Linked DNA regions of Homo sapiens: region 2 is linked to region 1. A link is an interaction called in ENCODE POLR2A ChIA-PET data of the cell type or tissue named here. Cell type or tissue: HCT116. All regions are shown on one strand. Links, peaks and the distances in the headings refer to the core of each region. The heading gives the core; the rest is flanking DNA. Region 1 has its middle 35 kb from the start of ZBTB8B. Region 2 overlaps NHSL3 (NHS like 3).

Evidence for each region. Peaks named below come from ENCODE experiments on the same cell type or tissue, not always from the same donor. Only the 100,000 strongest peaks of a DNase experiment are listed, where the experiment ranks them.
Region 2: POLR2A ChIA-PET joins it to region 1 with 6 read pairs; 2 of 35 experiments call an interaction of 5 or more read pairs at or near these places.

The regions. Positions count from the first base shown.
Region 1 is chr1:32,497,388-32,501,770 of GRCh38, reverse strand. No RefSeq gene overlaps it. Among named protein-coding and RNA genes, the nearest start is that of ZBTB8B, 35 kb to the right of the region's middle. RefSeq lists silencers at 866-1,135, 1,226-1,355. In HCT116, for the core only: no CTCF peak of the experiment used is centred there; DNase peaks (open chromatin) are centred at 763 and 1,616; H3K4me3 peaks cover 1,927 bases; H3K27ac peaks cover 1,707 bases.
Region 2 is chr1:32,753,005-32,757,387 of GRCh38, reverse strand. The region is part of intron 1 of NHSL3 (NHS like 3); the gene reads right to left. Among named protein-coding and RNA genes, the nearest start is that of NHSL3, 13 kb to the right of the region's middle. RefSeq lists an enhancer at 2,710-3,223 and a silencer at 3,347-3,606. In HCT116, for the core only: no CTCF peak of the experiment used is centred there; no DNase peak of the experiment used is centred there.

The DNA of each region.
Region 1 (4,383 bases), core at 97-4,096:
GGTGGAGGTTGGAGTGAGCTGAGATCGTGCCACTGCACTCCAGCCTGGGCAACAGAGTGAGACTCCATCTCAAAAAATAAAAATAAAATAAAATAAATGACAGCAACAGATTATAACCTAACAGCCAGGCCCAGTGGTGCGCCTACAATGCCAAGTTATGCCAGAGGCTAAGGCAGCAGCCCAGGACTTCGAGACCAGCCTGGGCAATATAGTAGAACTCCCCATCAGCTAAAAAAGAAAAAAAAAAAGGAAACCATGTGTCCATATGTATGAAAAAAAAAATAAATGGGCCGGGTACGGTGGCTCACACCAGTAATCCCAGCCCTTTGGGAGGCCAAAGCCGGCGGCACACGCCTGTAGTCCCAGCTACTCGGGGGACAGAAGTGGGAGGACTGGTTGAATCCGGGAGGTTGAGGCTGCAGTGAACGGTGATCGCACCACTACACTCCAGCCTAGGTGCCAGAGCGAGACTTTGTCCCAAAAATAAAAATAAGGTTTAAAAGGTTTGATGAGAAATGGTGATTCATGAAAATTCAAAGTACCACCCTACAAAATACTGTTATTATAACTGCCAAGTGAGTGTGACCTTACAGCGGAGAAGCCTACAGACAGCATCTTAAAGATAAAAGTGAGCATCATCAGTGATGAGACAAATTGACAAGCTGAAATTGTGTGCCACTAGACGTGCTGCGTTGAGAAGACCGCAGCAGCCCTTCTGTGACAGTCCTGTCTAGGATAAAGAACCTGAATCCAGTCGAGATGAGACAGACAAAGCCCAATTGAGGGAAGTTCTGCAAATTCGCTGGCTCGCGCCCCGCCCCCGGCGGCTGCTGTCTCTGCGCGGCGCAGACCAAGCCTCCCCGGAGTCCGCCGCGCCGGACGGCTCCAGACACGCCCGACGCCGTCCCCGCCGCCTTCCCGCCGCCGCCGCCGCCGCCGCCAGGAGGCTCCGCGCGCCTTCCCGGCTTTCCCCGGGCCGGGCCGGGCGGCGACAGCGGCGCGGCCATTGTTCCGCAGCCCCTTCCGGGCGCGCAGGAGAGGCCGGCCGGCCGGGCGCGGGGAGGGACGGCCGGGAGCCGGTGCCCGCCAACGCCCACCGCCGCCGCCCGCGCCTCCTCCTTGGCCGTTCCCAACCCCTCGGAGACAGCGCTGCAGCTGCTGCGCCCCAGGCTGCAAATGGCGCCCGCTCGGCTTGGCGCCTCCGGCCTCGCTCTCGGCCGGGAGACGGCTGAGGGCCGCACGCCCGTGGCCCGCATCCCAACGCCGCCGCCGCCGCCGCCCGCTACCAGGCTGGTTGCAGGTCCGGGGCAGCCCCGACGCCCTCCCGCCCTCTCGCCCTCTCGCCCTCTGCCCGCGCTGCGCGCAGCGGCAATCATTCCCCCTCCACCCCTCCTGCCAAGGGGACCTACGGGCGTCCCAAGAACAATAATTAGATTATTTTAAAATTGTAAAATACATAACAATATCATTTAAAAATGCAACTTAGGGACATTAAAGATATTCATGGCGTGCAACCATCAGTACTATCTAGTTCCAAAACTTTCTCATCGCCCCAAAGGCACCGGCACCATGAGCACTCAAGTCATTCCCCATTCCCTCCTTCCCTCAGCCTCCACCAACCGCCACTGGACTTTTTGTCTCCACGGATTTGCCTATTCAGGATCTTTTTCTCTCCCTTCCTCCCTTCCGTTCCTTCCTTCCTTTTTTTTTTTTTTTTTTTTTTTTGACGGAGTCTCTCTCTGTTGCCCAGGTTGGAGTGCAATGGCGCAATCTCGGCTCACTGCAAGCTCCGCCTCCCGGGTTCACGCCATTCTCCTGCCTCAGCCTCCCGAGTAGCTGGGATTACAGGCGCCTGCCACCAGGCCCGGCTAATTTTTTGTATTTTTAGTAGAGATGGGGTTTCACTATTGCTGTCCAGGCTGGTCTCGAACTCCTGACCTTGTGATCCGCCCGCTTCGGCCTCCCAAAGTGTTGGGATTACAGGCGTGAGCCACCGCGCCCGGCCAGGATATTTCGTATAAATGGAATCAAACAATATGTGGTCCTTTGTGACTGGCTTCTCTCACCTGAAGCAATGTTTCAAAGGTTCCTCCATGTTGTAGCAGGCATCAGAACTTCCTTTTAATGGATGAATAATATTCCACCTGTGTGTGTGCGCGCATGTGTGTGTGTGACATTTTTGTTCATTAGTTGATGAACATTTGGGTATTTCCACCTTTAGGCTATTGTGAACAGAGCTGCTATGAACCTTTGTGTACAAGTTTCAGTTTGAACACCTGTTTTCAAATAACTAAATACACTTTACTCTCCTTCTAATGGAAAACTCTACAGCCACCTGCAGTTTTTTCCCCCATTAATTCTGGGAGCTCCTGGAAGTATATCATGTGCATTCCTCTCAAATTTCCTGCCAGCCATGATTTTATTTATTTAGGAGACATGTAGGTCAACTTTCCTGCCCCTCTCCAGGGCCCCTTCTCAGGGGACCTGTCCCCATGACCACCACTCATCCTTAGTCAGAGCCTCATGCTTCCTGACCCAAGGGGTGCCATGTGATCTGAGGGAACCGATCTTTTGCTGGGCAGAAACTGAGGTGTTTTCCTTTGGAAGATTTGGACTGAAGGACAGGACAGTGGTTAGGTCAGGGCTGGGCAGCACTTTTGAGCTGAGGAATGGGCAGGAGAAAGGTGGTCTTCTGAGAGTAGCCGGGGACCCCACACAGGCACAAAGAGAAGTGTACAGGAAACATGGGCAAGGCACATGACTGACCAGGAGCAGCCTCAGCCCTGCTTTCCAATTCCAGGTGATCTGCTGATTTCCTCTCCCAGAATGATCGTAAAGTCACTCACTTTAATTAGAAACAAATCCTCTTAAAACTATTCTCGGTCGGGCGTGGTGGCTTATGCCTGTAATCCCAGCAGTTTGTATGGCCAAAGCAGGTGGATCGCTTGCGGCCAGGAGTTCGAAACCATCCTGGCCAACTTGGCAAAACCCTGTCTCTACTAAAAATACAAAAATCAGCCGGGCATGGTGGCAGGCGCCTGTAATCCCAGCTATGCAGGAGGCTGAGGCAGGAGAATCACTTGAACCCAGGAGGCAGAGGTTGCAGTGAGCCAAGATCATGCCACTGCACTCCAGCCTGGGTGACAGAGCGAGATCCTGTCTCAAAAAAATAAAATAAAAAATAAAAACTATTCTCAAAACTTTTTTATTTTTATTTCTTTTTTGTGAGACTGAGTCTCGCTCTGTTGTCCAGGCTGGAGTACAATGGCACAATCCCGGCTCACTGCAACCTCTGCCTCCTGGGTTCAAGTGATTCTCCTGCCTCAGCCTCCCAAGTACCTGGGATTACAGGCTCCCGCCACCACGCTCAGCTAATTTTTTTGTATTTTTAATAGAGACGAGGTTTCACCAGGTTAGCCAGGCTGGTCTGGAACTCCTGATCTCAGGTGATCCACCTGCCTCGGCCTCCCAAAGTGCTGGGATTACAGGCGTGAGCCACCATGCCCGGCCTTGTTTTTAGTTTTTGAGACAGGGTCTCACTTTGTTGTCCAGGCTAGAGTGTGGTGGTGCAATCATGGCTCACTGCAGCCTCGATTTCTTGGGCTCAAGTGAGCCTCCCACCTCAGCCTCCAGAGTAGCTGTGACTACAGGCACATGCCACCACACCCAGCTAATTTTTGTATTTTTTGTAGAGGCTGGGTTTCACCATGTTGTCCAGGCTGGTCTTGAACTGGTGAGCTCATGTGATCAGCCTGCCTCGGCCTTCCCAAAGTGCTGGGATTCAGGCGTGAGCCACTGTGTCCAGCCTATTCTCAAACTTTAGTTTGCATCAGAATCTCCCTAGATGATGCCGATCCTGCTGGTTCCGAGACCACACTTTACGAATCATTGCTTTAAGCTTGTTTGAGTGTCTGTTCTTTGAAGCCAAATGTGCCCTAACCAAGACAGGTTATCTGGATTCCCTCTGTGAGGTTTGGTGCTGAATTGTAGGTGTCAGGAAAACTGAAATCCCAGCTGCCTCTAGTGTTAACCCTTAGAGCCCATCCAGCAGGGACTCAACCTCTCTTGCTCCTGCCTGGGCCACACCTGTACTGAGAACACCCTGAGGACATGCAGTATTGCGGAAGTGCAGGGCAATGCCCCTGCCCTCCTACCTGGCATCAGGTGTTTAAAGCATTGCAGCAGTATTTAAATAAAAAAAAAAAAAGCAGTACAGTTTGAACTCCTAGCATCTCACCAAGATTATAGATCATGCTCAGTTTCTGCATGTAGCTCTCAAACGGAAGGCTTAGGCATACTTCCTTGGAGCTGAGCCAAGTGACCATCTTTCTCCTGGCCAGATCCTTCTAGTGACTTCTCTAAAAAAACTTCATACAGATCAGC
Region 2 (4,383 bases), core at 232-4,231, 260 kb before region 1:
AGCCTCCACTCTCACCACCCCACCCCTCAACCTGTCCTGCCTGCACCTGCCCCCACCCTAGAGCCATCTTCCTAACACCCCACTTTTGTAGACTCCTCCCTTGCTCAAACACCTTCACTGGCTCCCTGTGGCCTGCAGACTCCAGACCTCTCTCCCTGCCTTGTATTCTCTCCTTCCTCTTCTCACAGACTAATGAAATGAGTACTTATACTGGCACTTGAGTACTTATACTCAAGCTCCAGTCCCCATCTGGGCTTGTCACAGCAGAGGCTGAGGCCGAGGATGACTTAGGATCCTCAGCACAAGTAAAACCAAAGGTACCGAGGTTTACATTCACAATGGAACCTCAAGAGGACCCTCAGCTACTTTTCCCTCCCACCTCCATGCTCAGTCTCAACTCCATTTGTTTTTTGTTTTTGAAATGGAGTCGAGTTCTTGTCACCCAGGCTGGAGTGCAGTGGCGCAATCTCGGCTCGCTGCAACCTCCACCTCCTGGGTTCAAGTGATTCTCCTGCCTCAGCCTCAAAAGTAGCTGGGATTACAGGTGCCCACCACCACGCCTGGCTAGTTTTTGTATTTTTAGTAGAGACGGGGTTTCACCATGTTGGCTGGGCTGGTCTCAAACTCCTGACCTCAGGTGATCCACCCACCTCAACCTCCTAAAGTGCTGGGATTACAGGTGTGAGCTACTGCATCCAGCCCATTCTTTTTTTTTTTTTTTTTTTTTTTTGGAGACAGGGTCTCACTCTGTCACCCAGACTGGAGTGCACTGGCACGATCGGCTCACTGCAGCCTTGACCTCCCAGGCTCACGTAATCCCCTCACCTCAGCCTCTCAAGCTACTGGGACCAAAGGCACATGTGCCACCACGCCCAGATACTGTTTTATTTCTTGTAGAAATGGGCGGGGGGGGGGGGTCTCGTCATGTTGCCCCAAGCTACTCTCAAACTCCTGGGCTCAAGTTATCCTCCCATCTCGGCCTCCCAAAATGCTGGGATTACAGGCATAAACCACCTCGCCTGACCTCAACTCCATGCCTTTACTCACGGCCATACCCCACAGCTGAAACAAATCCCTGGTTCTCTCATTTAACCAACAATTTAGGACTAATTTCAATCCTGTGATTACTTCAAAGACAAATTAGGACCATCTCCTCAGTTTTCTAAAGCTGACCCCAACCCAGAAGGCTTTTGATATATTGCCTAGAATATTTCCTAGCCCCTCACACTTAATTTCTGTGTTGTCTTGACATTGCTTTCTAATTTTTTTCAGAACGCCTTAAAGCTTGAGTTGACCCATAAGTTGCAGCAGGAACTGGAAGCTCACAAGTGTTGCTGGAAGCCCCAGGCCACTTCCTCAAGGGCCAGTAGGCAAGAGACTATAAACACAGCCTTCTTATCTTCTCTCTCCTCCATCACAAATGGTCACAAGTCTGGGCCCACAGTTAGTTCCTAGGAAACCATCAGATCCGAGCGACCATCAGAGGACAGATGAAGAGCCCCAGCCCTGCCCCCTTAGTGCAGATTCTAGGAGAGACAGGTAGGCACAGACAGGGCTTTCAGGACTGCTGGGGCAGGGAGAGTGCTGGAAGGTCCTGGAGATTCTCATCAACACCTACCTTCTGAGAAATCCTCAAAGAGCCTAACTGAACTTAGTTAACCCTTTTCTTATTGTCATTTTGATTATATTACTACCTCAAACCACCACAGGCAAATGACCTTGGACAAGTCCCTCTTTCCTGGACCTCAGTCTCGTCATCCATGAAATGGCTAGCCAGAACAGTAAGTGTCCCAAGAAGTCACCTAGGGCCCCTGATTTCACAGACAGAACCCCTGTAGGAGCCAGAGTGGTCCAGACAAGTGAAAGGAATCTGCTCAAGGTCACCAGGGCCTATTCCACAGCCTCATTGAGAGGAGAGGTCCCCCACTTCCCAGCCCAGGCTCTTTCCACCACCCCCTCCATGGAGCGATGAGATCATCAAGCTCCGGTTCGGAATCTCTAGGAATGTGGGCCATCCTGGGAATACACCCGTAGATTCTCCCACCACAGCAGGGCCCCCTTCACTCCACCTCCTCTGGGATTTCCTCACTCCCCCAGACCAACAGGTATCGCTAAAGTGCCTGCCTATGTTGAAGACCCTCTATCTTGGGGAGGAGGGAATGGTACCATCACCCTGCCCTTCCCCCATCTCTGGATTCACCAGTAACTAGGCACTCTCGATAGCCCCTCCTTCAGCGCCCCTCGGGGATACCCTGAACTGCCGCACTTGTTGGGGGAAACAGGAATCCCATCTCTTGGGATTGGAGGCCTTCCCCTTTCCCTCCCCTCCCCATTGGAGCCTGGAATGTGACCCGCGGAGGGATCCCGCAGCAGCCGGCAAGGGCTGCGTTCCAGCTCGGTGGCTGCATTGAAAGGGGGAGATGCGGCGGCGACCTCGGGGACCGTGGGGACGGGGGAGGGGGGGAGGCGGGGAGAAGTCGCGGTGGCGCGGGTGGGGGTAGGGAGGGAGCCAAGAAAACCAGTCCGACTCCCGATCGCGCCAGATGGAGGCGGTCCCCAGACTCCAGCCCCGGGTTTCCAGCTTCTCCCTTCCACCTTTGTCTCCCCTCCCTCCTACAAACTTTCAGCCTTCAGCCTGTTGGGGGCTAAGATCTGGGAAATAAGCGTGTGTGTCCGAGTGCCTTAGGGTCTGCTGTGAGCCTGAATGCGAGTCCGGTTGGTTGTGCAGTTATGAACCTGTGTGTACATCTGTGTGCCTAAGACGCTGGGCAACTGTACCCACATGACCGATGTGTGTGAACGACTGTGTGCCTGTGTGTCTGGATCTGCGCGTGGGTGTAGTTCGTGTGGCTGTGTAAACCGCATGCATAGGTATACATGTACCTATGTCTCAGGCTGTGTGCGTCCTACTGCGATGGTACGAGAGTGTGGGTGTGATGGTGTATGTGATCCTGTGTCTGCGTGTCCGTACATTTGAGTGGGTGTTGTGCGTGTGACTGTGTAAACTGCGAACATGTACGTGTGCCCGCCCGTAGGTATTACCGTGTACGTGTGTCTCCGTGTGCCTGTGAGGGGTGGGGTCTGCGCGGGGATTCCCGACCCCCCCACACTCACACCCTCCAAGCCCCGGGAGGGGGCAGCAGCGGTGGCGACGACCGCAGTAGGGACCCTCCTCCCTGCCTGCCCCGCCCCCACCCCGGCCCCTACCTGCCGGCCGCTTCGCCGACCGCCCGAACCGCCAGAAGCTGCGGACCCGGGGACCGCTGGGGGCCTTCCTCTTGTGGTGTGAGTTCCCCATTGCGGGTGCGGGAGCCGGCGCGGGAACCCAAGCGCGGCCCAGCCAGCCCGGCCGCCGGGCCCGCAGCCCCGGGAGGGAGGCAGCGAGACTCGCGGGCGGGCACCGCGGGCGCCCCCAGCCCCAGCTCGACCACGCCCCCGAGCTCTGCGGCCAATGGCCAGGCCGGGGGCGGGCCCGGAGGAGGGGCGGGGCCTGGCGCGCATCCCGTCGGCTCCGCCCCTCCCGGGACCTGGGAGACCGGCTGAGCCGCCCAGCCTAGGGCGCACAGGGGAAGGCCTGGCCAGTCCAGGTGGGGCAGGCGGGTTGCCCACTCTCTCAGCCCAGAGGCTACCGCTCTGAGGAGTGCAATGGAGCTGGGAGAACGCGGATCCGCAGCCCTGCTGCCGCTAGAGCCCACCAGCCACCTCCCCGTGACTGTCACGTGCCTGTGTGTACAAATGTATCGAACTGACTGTATTTCTGTAGTTACAGTGTTCAAAATAGTAGCACCCTTTTACTTAGTGTTTACTATGTGCCAGGCTCTGTGCTAACCGCTTTCATGCATTACTTCATTTTATCCACAATTGTGTAAGGTAGGTCCTTTTTTTATTATTTTTTTTATTTTTTTGAGACCAAGTCTCGCTGTCACCCAGGCTGGAGGGCAGGGGCACGCTCTCGGCTCACTGCAACCTCCACCTGCCCGGTTCAAACGATTCTCCTGCCTCAGCCTCCCGAGTAGCTGGGACTACAGGTGCGCACCACCATGCCCGGCTAATTTTTGTAATTTTAGTAGAGACGGGGTTTCACCATGTTGTTCAGGCTGGTCTCAAACTCCTGACCTCAGGTGATATGCCTGCTTTGGCCTCCTAAAGTGCTGGGATTACAGGCGTGAGCCACACCACCCGGCCTGTTAAATATTTTTTTAACCAGCCTGGCCAACATGGTGAAACCCTGTCTCTACTAAAAATACAAAAATTAGCCAGGCTTGGTGGCACATGCCTGTAATCCCACCTACTCAGAAGGCTGAGGCAGGAGAATCGCTTGAACCCAGGAGGTGGAGGTTGTAGTGAGCCAAGATCACACCACTGCACTCCAGCCTGGGTGAC